Regions from separate parts of the Homo sapiens genome. Here regions 1 and 2 are each linked to region 3. A link is a contact called in ENCODE Hi-C or POLR2A ChIA-PET data. All regions are on one chromosome and are shown on one strand. Each heading gives the region's core, a stretch centred on a gene start or an enhancer-like site at or near the end of the contact. The rest is flanking DNA. Distances are from core to core; before and after follow the strand shown. Region 1 overlaps AUTS2 (activator of transcription and developmental regulator AUTS2). Region 2 overlaps AUTS2 (activator of transcription and developmental regulator AUTS2). Region 3 overlaps AUTS2 (activator of transcription and developmental regulator AUTS2).

Region 1 (4,679 bases), core at 410-2,909, 150 kb after region 3:
AGCTGTCTCATAAATCAGTTCAGCCAAGATCACTTAACTTGGTCTTGTTACAAATCCTGCTGCCACAGTGGACAGTGTCTGAAATTGTAATTTAAAAATGGAGGAAGGACTCTTCCACAAAAGCTGGGGTGGAGAGCTCACAATGCCAGTTCAGGAGTGTCTGAATACAGAGCTTGGGATGCCCAAAGTCAAGGACGAGAGGAAACTGATCTGAGCACTAACAAAATCCTAAGCTGCAGAAGATTCATTTTCTTTCACTTATTTCTGTAGGTATAAAGCTAAGACAGTCTGAGAAAAAGCTCAGACTGCACCTCATAGCAAATCTAGAAAGCCTACCCCTGACATCACCACAGCACTTCTCATATTGAATCACGATTGGTGGGTTTCTTAATTTAATCCTCTCTCAACTGTGAGTTCCCCAAGGCAGAGATCATTTTATTTATCCCCAGTGCACCTAGCTCAGTGCATGGCACCATGGATACAGTACATAAATATTTGGTGGATGTCTACTTAGAAGAGGCAATGCTTCTTGTAAAAGAAAAGGAAGCCTATACAATTCAGTTCATTTGCCCTTGGCAAAGAGGAACATAAGATCTACATCCTAAAACTGATTCTCAGAGTAAGGTCCTTGGACTAGTAGCATCAGCAATGCCTGGGGCCACATGAGAAATGCAAATTTTAAGGCCCCACCCAGGCATACTGAATCAGAAACTATGGATGAGGTCTAGCAATCTACATTTTAATAAGCCCTCCAGACGATTTTAATGAAAAGTAAAGTTTGAGAATCATTGTCCAACAGTTTCTGTGCATACACATACGTTACAGCTTCCTAACCTATCCCTTAGAAGTGAGACAACTGAATAAGATAACTCTAAACGTTTTTTAGATGTTTGGAAATAAGTTTACACACAACCATGAACCAGCTTTCCTGGTGGTGTTAATTAATTACATATGCAATGCTGGTTCAGTGGTTTTTATTAATCTGTTTCTCTCTGCTCACAGCAAAGACATACATATTTTACCAATGAAAATACAAAAGTCAAACCAACAGCTGAGACACTAGAAAAAAAATCTTTTTACAAATTGACCAGAACACATTAGAAAATTAATGTTACACAAAGTGACAAGAAGGTCAGGTTCTTAGGGCAAAATGGAGGTCATTCTGCATTTATCTCCAACTCAAACAACTAAAAGACATTCAGCAAAGATCTCCTCATTCTCCCCACTCTGTGCATGGCTATGGTGGCCTTCTCCCAGATTATCTGCTGGTATTTCTAAAGAGCAGATCGAGATAAGAGGGTAAGAGTATTCAGAGTGCTCAAAGAGGGAGGAGCAATTTTGTCACATGGAGACTTCAATGACATGTCAACAATGAGCCTAATTACCCTGCTGCTATTCTGAAAATAATTCTATACCCTTCACGTAAAAAAAAAATTCTATACCCCAGTGAGTCTATTTTGGAGGGAAAACAGCCCAGCAAAGACACCCTTGGCCAGCATTAGAGAAGGCTGACGTTACTAAGGAAACTCACTTGGGGAGGAAGTGCTGAGTCTCTTGGCCTTTCCCTGAGGAGGGGTAAGGTAACCAAACCAAAAAGGGAAGAACAGAGGTCCTCTTGAGCCTATGCAGCTGCTAGAGGTGCACCGAGGCTAACCGCAGGCTTCTAGAGGTGTCAAACTGCTCTGCAAAACTAAATTTGTCCTTGTGGCTGGAGAAATCGCAAAAAGAAAAGTGAATTCTCACCCATGATCTGACAGATGCATGTGCTTCACTAGCCACGAATATATTCAGATATTAAAGGGGCAGCAATTTTTAAAACTGATCATAATACGTTTTCATTCAGGGCCCACAAAACAAAAATACCACAAAGGGTGTCTTCCTATTTGTAGATGGAAAAAGAGCATTTCTTGAGTGTCAAGAAGGCCCCTTCTTGTGTTCTCCCGTAATACAGAAGCTACTGACCAAGAAACCGTGCTTAAAAATAAAGATTTTTTTTAATGTCTAGTTTCCATACCCAGTTTCAAGAAATTCAAAATTAGAGTAATTTTGGTCAAAATCTGTTAGATTTATTCCTGCAGTTGTGGGAGGGGGGCATTTTTAAAATGCTTCACTAAAACAGAAAATATACAAAAGCATGCTCTTAAAATATAGCAAAATATTATAAACAACATCAAGCCTATTAATGTCTACTATCAATCTAGTTTTAAGAGGATAGTTTTTTAAAATGGATATGAACATTTGCCCAATTAATTTTGTTTTTAAAGTGAGTATTAAAAAGCACAATATTTAGTCGAATGTGATTCAAATTCATCCAAATCAGGACCTACCCCTAATCAAATATCTGACTACAATTTTTCAAACAGTTAATAATTTTTTTGTTTTATATTTTATTAAGCTGAATAACACAATATAGTATTTCCTCTATATGACCAACCTGAAAATATTATATTCCCTGTTACTTTGTTAATCTATATTTATATTTTTAAAAAAATTTTTTTTCTTTTTTATACAAGAGTCTTGATCTGTTGCTCAGCCTGGAGTGCAGTGGTGCGATCACAGTTCACGGCGGCCTTGATCTCTGGGGCTCGAGCTATCCTCCCACCTTAGCCTCCAAAGTAGCTGGGACCACAGGGGTGTGCCACCACATGTGACTTTTTTTTCTTTTTTCTTTTTTTGTAGAAATGGAGTCTCACTGTGTTTCCCAAGCTGATCTCAAACTCCTGGGCTCAAGCAATCCTCCCACCTCAGCCTGCCAAAGCGCTGGGATTACAGGCATGAGCTACCATGCCTGGCCTGTTAATATATTTTCAGTGATTAAACAAATGATGACAAAACATAGGTTACCACGTTCTCTCCCATGGAATACCCATTTCTGTAAACACCCAAAATGTTCCAGTGGGGTTTTCCTGCTTTATAAAGCAGTACATATTTTAAACCCCTTTTACTCTTAATTTCAAAGACGTTTGGCGTTTTGCAAAGCTAGAAAAAGTAATTTTATCTCTCACTGCCATACCTACAGTCAAACTATAAATAGTAAGGCCACCTTGTAAAATAATGGATTTCAATCTACTTTCAACTTTGAGGGTCCGCATTACAACTATAATTACTTCTTTTAGATAACTCCTGTCCACTAAGCACCCAAATACAGAACAACGAAAGCCAACTTTCCACTTATGAAAACCCACAGAGTTTAATTTGTGATCTATTCTTTGTTCCTGAATAGGAACATGGTTTTGCCATGTTGCCTAGGCTGGTCTCAAACTCGTGAGCCCAAGCCATCTGCCCATCTCAGCCTCCCAAAGTGCTGGGATTACAGGTGTGAGCCACCATGGCTGGCCATAGAGCTTTTCTTATCCCCTGACTTCCTTTCCATGTCATTACGTTTTCTATTTTCACTCAGAACCCAAACTTTTTTCCCCAAACATGGCTGGGCATCAAAATCACCTGCAGATGCTATAACAGGATGTCTTAAAAGAACAGTAAAGAAAATAAAAATTATAATTTTTAAAAAGTAGAAAAAAAATTACCTGCAGGGCTTTCAAAAATTAAACATTCCTAATCCTTACCCCCACTGAGTCAGAATTTCCAGGAGTGAGACACAGAAATCCCTATTTGTTTTTAATGAATACTCAAATTTCAAAACTAGTACTTGGTAGCAGGGAATCAACAAGCAACACCTATTAGTTCCACCTAACTGCCCCAGCAACAATCACACACGAGTCTAAGGAAGCCATCACTGCAAGTAAAAATGTTTTAAGAGGAGACATCTAAATGGCAGAACAATAAGGTAAAATGAAAACCTAGTGTTGCCCATGAAATTCAGCAAATCTACCTGTAGTCTCCCATCTCCCTGCCCAATAGTGTAAAGACCACAGTAGTGGTTCCCAAGTTTTAGCAGGCATTAGAATCACCCTACACAGCGTATTAAAATTTCTGATAAGGGAATGGGGATCTCATGAATTTGCATATCTAACAAATTCCCAAGGGATGCTGCTGGTCCAATAACCATGCTTTGAGAACCACCAGGCTAAAGCAATGTCATGGAAATCAAATCTGGTGCAATTCCAGCTTTATCGCTAACTAGCTACACAACTTTGAGCAAGTCTCAAATTCTCTAAATTTTGTCTTCTCTTCTTCAGTGGGAGAGAGAGAGAGAGACAGACAGAGAGAGAGATATGATATCACAGTATCTCCTCTACCTCCAATACTACCAGTTCTATGAAACACAAATCCCAGCTGAATGAGCACATGAAAATGCAGGAATCTTAAAGGTAAAAGAAAAGGTTCCAGTCCTTGAAACAAGCAGTCAAGTATATTAACAGCCCAAAATAACACACACATCCAGAGGCAACAAATTAGTCTTTTTTGTAGTTTTCTAAAGCCTTTGCTAATCCATATGGCCAAGAGAAAAAATTATCATGTTTCCAGAATCCCATCCTTATACAAAAAAACTTGTCATGGCATGAGTTAAATTTCCTTTTGGCACCAAGTATCTCAACTATTTGCCAAAAAAGTCCTGTGGCTTTACCCCCAGAATGGGGAAATGGGCTGCTAAGATTTACAGAATGTCCAAAATACACCAGGCGCTGACAGATGTTTTCACACTCTGTTGCTCAAGTCTCCACAACAGTATGAAATAAATAGAATCCTCACTGTACAGATGCTGAAACTGAGGCTCA
Region 2 (4,380 bases), core at 678-3,177, 170 kb after region 3:
TTAAGATGGTACACTTTGTAATATTTTTTTAACACAATAAAAAACAACAATGATAATGCGTGTATGCTAGCACACATGCACAATAAGTAGATAAAGACAGGCCTAGGGACAACTCATCTTAAGTAGCTGTTTAAAGTGATTTCATGCAAGTAATTGAATCAGACAGTATATTTGCCACCTGGATTATAACTGCTAAACAAAATGCTCAAAAGCCAATTCTGACAATCCCTACCTATGTAACCATACTTAAGTATTCATAAATGAATCAATGAATGACTTGAATCAATGGATTACTTCTGAAAAACAACTACTATAGGATTTCTATTTAGTATAAGGCAGCATGCCTAAACCCACTTCATGATAAGAATAACATACACGTGCCATTAAATTTTTCCAATGTAACAGGAAAAAAAGTCAATGCTCTTCCAAAACACATCTAACTAAAAAATGTAGTATCTATGTAGAGACAAGTATATAATGTTAAAAGAAAACAACTGTTTAGTCAAGAAATGGTAATTCTTATAAGTTTTTTTAAAGGAAGAAAAGGGGACTGATTTCATTCAAAGGTCCTTGTGTGTCACAAAAGTTAAAAAAAAATTTTCTCAAATGTCTAAATTCAACCAAGTAAGGCAACACTCAACCATTTCATCCAGTTAAAATAAATAAAACTAAAAATCTATTCCATAGATGATGTATGTAACTGACATTTGCTTCTACTCCCCAAAATAAATTATTACTGACATGAAATATACAATCACATATCTTACAAGCCCAAAACATAGAAATGCAAAAGTACACACAGTCTTCTCTTTCCTGATTTCTTCCAAATGTAGATCATTCCCAGAAGTATTTTTTTCATTATTTAAAACTATCAATCTAGAAAGATTTCAATGCAGACAGAGTTATTTTTTTACATTTGAAATGTCTGCCGAACAATCTACCAGGTATCACACATCATCATTTATTTCCATAAAATCAACACAAATTTTAAAATGCAATAGCTAAGTTTACTGAACACTTAGTTATAACTGCCTCAATATTAACTAAACAATTCTCAGAGCTGCCTTATAAGGTAAGACCTGGAATCCCCATTTTATAGGTAAGATAACTGAGGCATGTAGCTAAGGCATTGTTGAGCCTGAATGTAAATCCTGGCAGACTGGTTCCAGAACCCATGCTATTATATTAACCACTACCAATACTATCGCCCATTAATGTACATGAAAGACACTGACACACTGGTCAATTCTTCTGTAACTCCAGGAAATGGTCCTACAGAGAGAACTAAAGAGAAACTACGAATGCCAAACATTCTGGCCTTGGCCAGTCACAATCTCTCTAGCTTTGTTTTTCTTATTGTGAAGTAAGTTTAAAAAATCCAACACCTGATAATATAGTTGGCTGGAAACAAAACCCAGCAAAAATATACACATATACTTCACTATGGCGACAGCATGGCCAATTACTCTCCTGATATCTCCCTTCTTCCACTTCCAATCTAGAGACAGGCCTTCCTTTGCCAAACATACTTTCCCATCCCCACAAAAGTAATTCTACAGCAAAACGTGCAGCATTATCGGCAAAAGCTAAACAGAAGGAGTCAGCATCTCTCTTCTAAGCCATGTCCCTGTCTGAAATATAATACAGTGGGCAAGTTGTTTCTCTGAAATAGATGGATCTATGGTTTGAGGGCAGCACAGAGCGTAAATCTGTCTCCATGAATGGCTCACGCCGTGTCTTTCTCGTTTTGTGTGCTATTGTGTGCTATCTGGCAATATATCTGTCACAGCTCTACTTCCTCCCTTCCACAAGAACAAAAGTTGAGAGAGATTGGAAATACAACCCCAGGCACAGCCTTATAAAGGCCACAATTGAGTTTCTGAAAACTCCAGGCCAACTCTAGGCAAAGCACCAGTTCAGCCTGTCTGTACACGAGGCAATTTGGTTAAGTAATAACACCATTTCGCCATGATTTTTGTTCCGCTCACAACAGAAATCATATCAGAGAAACCACGACTTACCATAAAATTATTTTAAAAAGAGAAACTTGATTCTGATATCCAAATAGAATATAAATTCTGCTTTTACACACGCTGGTCCCATCTGTAACACCCAGAAGTCAATTCAAGAGGCTGTAGACAGTGAAGGGATAACTTCAGATTTCCCTTGAAATGTTTTTGCAGCCTCAGCAGAAATTCAAAATGCCAGTAGTGTTGCTCTCAGTGTCTCTGTTCTGGCCCCCAAGACCCACAGGCCTGGCTTCCTCCAAGAAATGCTTGCATGAGGATCAAGCAGGGGACGAGTTTTTCCTGTGCCTGTCAGAAAGAATACTGGCCTTTCAGATGAGCACTTCCAGATTTCATAGGTCAGCCTGAGAACTTAAAACACTATTACAAAATCATTGTCCTTCAGCCCCAAGCATCTTAAAAGTAATTTATCAGCAGCATCACTGCCAACCTTACCCCAAGAGCTTGCTTTGGCATAACAACTGTTCAGGGTCTCAAAATGGGCTTTTCCAGAGAACTCGTAGAGGTCCCTGTGTTTAAATTACTGATCCCAAAACTCAAAATAGAATCTCAGCCCATTTGAAAACTGCACTTATAAAAACCACCATTTAGGCTCAAAGCTATGTAATTTGCAAATGCTCCTGCTTCTGTCTAAGTTTGCTTTTGGTGCTTAAAATCCAGCCAAAGGATGGAATTTAATACAACTACAAAATTAACAACAGATGGCCTAGTACATTTAACCTAGAGGAGTAAACAATGTGAGCGATGTCTCCAAAAAATAAATCTCCCCAGGAAGGCTATAAGAATATCTGAAAAACACCAAAATAAAAACTGGTGACTTCAAAAACGAAACTCAAACCCAGATTAGATCATCATGTAAGCATTACCATTTCCCTAACAATAAGTGTCAGTTTCTCCTTTCATCCACGTAGACCTTTTGTTAAGGACAAGATACCATCTTTTTTCCTCACTCTTCAACAACTTTCTCATCCTATAGAAGGGAAACGCTGGCAAAGGCTGGGTTAATGCTGGGGTTTCCAGTTAAGCACTATAGTTTTACAACAGTACAAAAATAACCAATTTTCAAACTATCAGAACACAATAAAAGATATTCAGCATGAACTTTAATATAATGTAGCTTTCCTTTGAAGACCCTGGAAAACTTGTACCTTGGATTTGTTGCCAGAAACATCAGTTATCACTATTAGTCAAGGTAGAGTGATGGGCAGCTCAGAGACCAGTAGGGGGCCACTAACTAAATCTTAACATCAAGCACCTCACTTCTCTGGGCTTTTGGCTGTCTTTATTTATAAAGAATGGTACACAGAGACTCTCTAAACTCTATCAGCTCTGACAGCCTATATTTCTTCAGAAACCCTTATACTCAAAAAGCTCCATTTAACAAGACATCCAAATAGATTAGATTTTCTATCTCTCTTCAGAAATTTTCTATCAGCTGATAATTCCCAAGGAATCTCCATAAACAGGCACCAAAATTGTCCACTGTTAAAATGAATGATGAGAAGCTGTGTGTTCTTGAAAAGCATCTACATATGAAACATAATGCACTTCCTTTACCCTTCTGTGAAAAAAATCTACTTCAATATATGAAGCATGGTCAGAAAACAGTTTCAGAATACTTTAAAAAAAAAAAAGAAAAAAGAAAAAAACCAGAGTTTCAGGAATAAATAAGAATTTAGGGCTGGCAGGTAGGGAGCCTATCCACTGAAAAATTAACTAAAAAGAGAAGTAAGATTTCCACAGAATACTGAAAAGTAATCATCGTTTATTTTCAGTTTTTCCTCCCCAAGATGGACATATGGCTATAGAGGCACAAAAATGTCTTACCATTCTAATATTTAAATTGTCAGACTTACTTAAGTCACACTTATTTAAGTCAAGATACCTTGCCATAGTTGACTTAAACCAAATTGTGAAGCATAAGACCTCCATTTCTTTATCTTCCCCCAGACCAAGACCTGAAAAGTTACAAGAGGTGGCTCAGGACTCAGTTTATAGTCATTTCTAGAAACATCTGCATTTTAAAAAGAGCAAACCAGGACATGGCCTTGCCTCAGCAACTCTCTAAATGCATAAAGACTTTAAAGAAAGTGATCTCAATGGAGGGGAGAGAAAAGGTTTGTTCAGAGATGCTAACATCCCAGGATACAGGTTTAGATTGCTACAAAAGCCACCCTAGGTAGTCTCAGGGCCATACCTAAGGGTCTACAACTAGTTCCTTTGAATCCCCAAATGCTTCATCTCCCTTCTAATATTCTGTAAGGTATATTACACACTGATGTGACTACAAATAATTTCTTATTTTTAGAATGTCATGCCATCCTTCTGAATAACTGGAGATATTTCTGAACAC
Region 3 (4,233 bases), core at 856-3,355:
ACCAGAATGTCCACAGTCAGTGTCAGAACAGAATTGCAGCCCCAGGCACCTGCATCCCAGGAGTTGTGCTGACTACATCAGCACTGCCTTTGATTGGATTGGTGGAAAACAGAGAAGAGGAAAGAGTACAGAAGAAAGAATCTGGGATGTCCTGACAAACTCGTCTCACCTCCAGCTTGCTCTAGGGTCAGCAGAGGGCCACCCTATGCAGTGGTAGTTCACCAGCACAGCTTTAGAGAACTGGACCCTCCCTTCGTTCACAAACACTCCCCTCCCTGCTATGATTTCTGCAGGAATAGGCCAAAATTACCAACTTTCCTTTTCCTGATTTATTTCTGATTCATGTAATCGTAGTCACTTACAAACCAAGGATGCACTAAAGTCCAGGGAAGACATGCATTTTATGCACCTTTACTTCACACAAGAGCATCACTGTGGCAGACAATAACCATTGCCCTTCTTAGCTAATAAAAATAGAGCCCCAAGTTTCTGAGAGAGGCAATGAGACGAGCCTCAGGAAATCAAGCATGAGTGATCTACGCCAATCAAGGTCTTCTTGATTCTCTTTGCCAGTTTGAGGGCAGGGATAACGGAGTGGTAATGTGACCCAAGTCTGGTCAATGAGACATAAAGGCAAGTCTTCTGTAGGCTTTGAGGAAAAATCATCTTCTCTGATAAAAAGGAGGAAAAAGGTACCAGGAAGATTCTTTTGCTCCTGGCATCCCATCTTCTTGTTTTAGATGCCATGAAGAAATTATTCTGAAACAATGGCAGCCATCTTATAATCATGAGGTCAGAAGCCTGAAGGTGAATTCTAACACACTTTGAATAGCAGAGGGAAACGAAGGATGAACACAGCCTCTGAATAAACCCTGGGCCTCCTATTCCCATCTTCTTGCCACCATACTTTGTTAGATGGGTTTTCCATTACTCATAATTGAAAGCATCTTATTTATGTCCATCTCCACAATCCTATTATGTCCATTTCACAGGACCAGAAAAATGAATTTTTAGAAATTTAAATAATTTTATAGGACTGAGAGAGGCCATACTGTGCACTGAACACACTGTTAGGTAGTATGTAACACAATTCGGGGTCAAATGGAAGGGGAGTAGAGGGATTAAGATTCCTAAATGCCAGGGCTAAGATCTACCGATAAAACTAAAGGAATTCAAACATTCTACCGTGCTCTAAGAAACAACAGATCTAGAGAGCTGAGGTCCCAGGGGTGCAGCTTGTGTTCTTGAAAAACCCTGAGTGTTTCACTTAGTCAAATATTATGCTTCTGCTTTTTAAATATTTCCATTTAAATGTAGATTTTGACCTTCTCTCCAATGAAATATTAATATGAGTATAAAATATATATTACTCATATCTGAAAGAGGGTCTCTTTCCAGTGTCTGTCATGTTTCCTCTCTGGTGTCTTGGAATGACTTCTGAAAACCATGACAGTTTTATCTGCTGCACCCATCTCTGCCAAATGTCTCACTGAATGACTGAAAGCTAGAAGACCACATCTTTCTCAGGCACATTTTGGATTTGTTTGCATGTGTCTGTTTAATTTATTTCATTCGGTTATCAGTAAGACTGGTTTCCTTATAGCAATAACCATTTAAGTACCAGGTGGGCAAAAATGAAAACTGTCTCCAGCAATATAATAAAAAGGAAAGGCTTATTTCATTTAAAAATCTCCTTTCCTAAATAAGTAGCCCATACTAACATTAACTGGGGTTTCTATTTCTTTCTAATAACTGTAGCCCATTAAGTGGAATAGCAGATTTTTTTTTAATCACACATTGCTCTACCGATTCAGCTTTATCATCTTCAGTATTCAATCAGCCAAATGATGAATAGGGGAATAAGCAGAGTAACGAGGATTGGCTGGTATGTGAATTTTTCCTTATTTATTTCTATCACAGTCTTAATAACTCTCACATGATACAAAGATACTATTTATCAGGCCACTTGAAAAGCAGAACTGTCCCCAGCATTGAGCGCTCAAGTAAAAAGAAGATTGTATTCAAGAGCTGAAATATCTAGTTTCACATCTTATCTTCTTAGTTGTGGACCTTCATGCAAATTCCTTCATCTCTCTGAATCTCAGTTTCCTCTTCTCTAAAATGGACACAGCATGTTTACCTCACAGTTGTGCTGCAAAGACTAGTTGATTACCATTTGAGCTAGGGCCATGAGAAGGTTACCACACTGGTAAACAAAACATCTCAGAAACTAGCCTCTGAGGAAATCTAAAATATTCACATTCCCCCTGGTACTCTACAACCAGGTCAGCCATCAACCACCACAGATTACTGCTTTGTCTGTATCATCCCCATGCATTCCTTTATTCGCCACTTAACATTTTTACTCATTCAACGGAAATTTATACTGCACATCTACTATTTTCCAGGCATTATATCAAGTATCCAGTGTTGAACAATGCAGACATGTCTCCTGTCCTCATGGAGTTTATAATCTTCTCTAACAGACTTCCTAAATTTTGACCTCTTATATATACCTGTTGTTGAAAAACTCTGCCCTAAGAACAAGCCCCTATGCAACCCCTCCCCAATTCTCACTACTCTCCATTCCAACATGAATGCCCCTCCACTAGTCCTGGGACCTAATGAACCCATTTTATTTGGTTTGCCCCTTTACATTTTCATGTAACACTTCTTTAATTCATCTATGAGATATTTCCTGACCACCTCTTGCAGGTCCATTGGAAGAGCTGAAGTCTACCTGACTTCAAATGCTATTCTGAATACCTCTCTTTCAGGTATGGATCCTATCCTTGAATCACTTTATCTTACTTCCAGACAGCTCAGAGTCACCTGTCACTGAGTGTAACAAGGGACTAACTGCAGCCCTTTGCCCACACTGCCTGGATACCATCCTGCCCCCACCTGGCACATACTCCATTATCAGCCTACAACAGAGCAATACTACACTCAAGCCCCCAGCATCTCTGAGTAAACCCTAGCCATTATGCCTGGCTATCAGTGAGGTTTTATACCTCTCGGAAGTCCTGAGCTGAGACGGGCAACCAGCAGAGAGCCAGCCATTAGGGATCTGCTGCCATTCATCTATTTTTGGTGATGCTACCACTGTGCCCTTGAGTCAAAGCACCTGAATCAAGTCCAGTTGCTGAGATCACAGGACCAGAAGCTCAAACACTTAACTTTAGGCTCTCTGACCAAAAGAATAGTCCCAGTGAAAATACATCTAACACACCCAAATAGGTAAAATAAGAAACACTCACTGGTGTCACTGATGGTTTAGGGCTAGAGAGTTTGAACAAAGTAAACTACTTTTGAAACTCTTCCTTTGAAATTTCCACCAGCATCACAGGACACAAAGAGGGGCAAAGAATATCCCACTACTTCCCTGTCACACACTTCTGTGATCAAAATTTAGTCACTTACTTCATAACATCAGAATAAGCTACAGGAGACTTCAGATGTTTCTCAAAAACAAATCATCTTAAGGCTCTGAGAGAATTCTTAAAGAATATGTTATGAACAGTAAAAGCGTCAACACACAATGTCCTAAGGTATGTGCTTTAAAGAGACTCACAATAATTAGGACAAGTTTATCTGGTCACATGTTCCTTATAAAATCTAATTTTCTTATATTAGCATTTCATCCACTTCTTTGCAAGTCTTTTTTTAAAAAAATCCATTTTATCTACCAAACCATAATATTAAGATGCCAACATATTTCTAGATAAGATATTCTTAAACACCATTCAGATTTCTTGATAAAAAATTCTAGATAAGGCATTCTCAAACAGAAATGCATGCATGAGCTAGAAATCTCAGAAATTACATATAAACTTTTCCTGAATTCACAGCTTTCTCTATGCTGAATATAAATATAAATATAAAACAAACACCCATATGCCTACTATTTAGATTCAAAATTGTTAAAACTTTGCCAAAATCACCTTATCTATGCACTCGTCTCTCTCATGGAACCATGTGAAAGTGAATTGCAGATATGATACTTTCATGAAATACTTAATAAGCAACTCCTAAGAATAAAGATATTTTCCTAACACAACCAAAATACTATCACACCTAAGACATTAAGTTCCTAATGTTATCTGATAGCCAGTCCATATTCAAATTTCTACAACTGCCTCAAACATCTTTTACAGCAGTTATAATTTTTAAGCCAGATCCCATCAAGATTTGTACACTGAATTTGACTGTTATGTTCCCTTAGTCTCTTGT

The links. A loop is a pair of places that touch in the nucleus more often than their neighbours do. ChIA-PET counts read pairs that join two places held with the same protein, here RNA polymerase II (POLR2A). Pooled maps may share reads with other maps.
Region 1: a loop to region 3 is called in a map with no recorded cell type, with 7 times the contacts of the local background. The contact joins two enhancer-like sites. A Hi-C loop is called at or near these places in 10 of 37 single-sample maps with no recorded cell type and 5 of 50 pooled maps. POLR2A ChIA-PET finds 5 or more read pairs at or near these places in 3 of 52 experiments (B cell, activated CD4-positive, alpha-beta T cell and activated T-cell).
Region 2: a map with no recorded cell type shows a loop between it and region 3 (2.9-fold over the local background). The contact joins two enhancer-like sites. A Hi-C loop is called at or near these places in 5 of 37 single-sample maps with no recorded cell type and 2 of 50 pooled maps. POLR2A ChIA-PET finds 5 or more read pairs at or near these places in 2 of 52 experiments (Panc1 and activated T-cell).

What each region holds. Positions count from the first base shown.
Region 1 is chr7:69,693,156-69,697,834 of GRCh38, reverse strand. All of the region lies in intron 1 of AUTS2 (activator of transcription and developmental regulator AUTS2), which reads right to left. Among named protein-coding and RNA genes, the nearest start is that of AUTS2, 97 kb to the right of the region's middle. RefSeq lists an enhancer at 583-632. Within about 2 kb of position 1,659, at least 4 of the 41 ENCODE cell types and tissues checked have a DNase peak (open chromatin) inside an H3K27ac peak, as active enhancers do.
Region 2 is chr7:69,676,103-69,680,482 of GRCh38, reverse strand. The region is part of intron 1 of AUTS2 (activator of transcription and developmental regulator AUTS2); the gene reads right to left. Among named protein-coding and RNA genes, the nearest start is that of AUTS2, 80 kb to the right of the region's middle. Within about 2 kb of position 1,927, at least 5 of the 41 ENCODE cell types and tissues checked have a DNase peak (open chromatin) inside an H3K27ac peak, as active enhancers do.
Region 3 is chr7:69,841,688-69,845,920 of GRCh38, reverse strand. The region is part of intron 1 of AUTS2 (activator of transcription and developmental regulator AUTS2); the gene reads right to left. Among named protein-coding and RNA genes, the nearest start is that of AUTS2, 250 kb to the right of the region's middle. RefSeq lists an enhancer at 1,897-2,006. Within about 2 kb of position 2,105, at least 3 of the 41 ENCODE cell types and tissues checked have a DNase peak (open chromatin) inside an H3K27ac peak, as active enhancers do.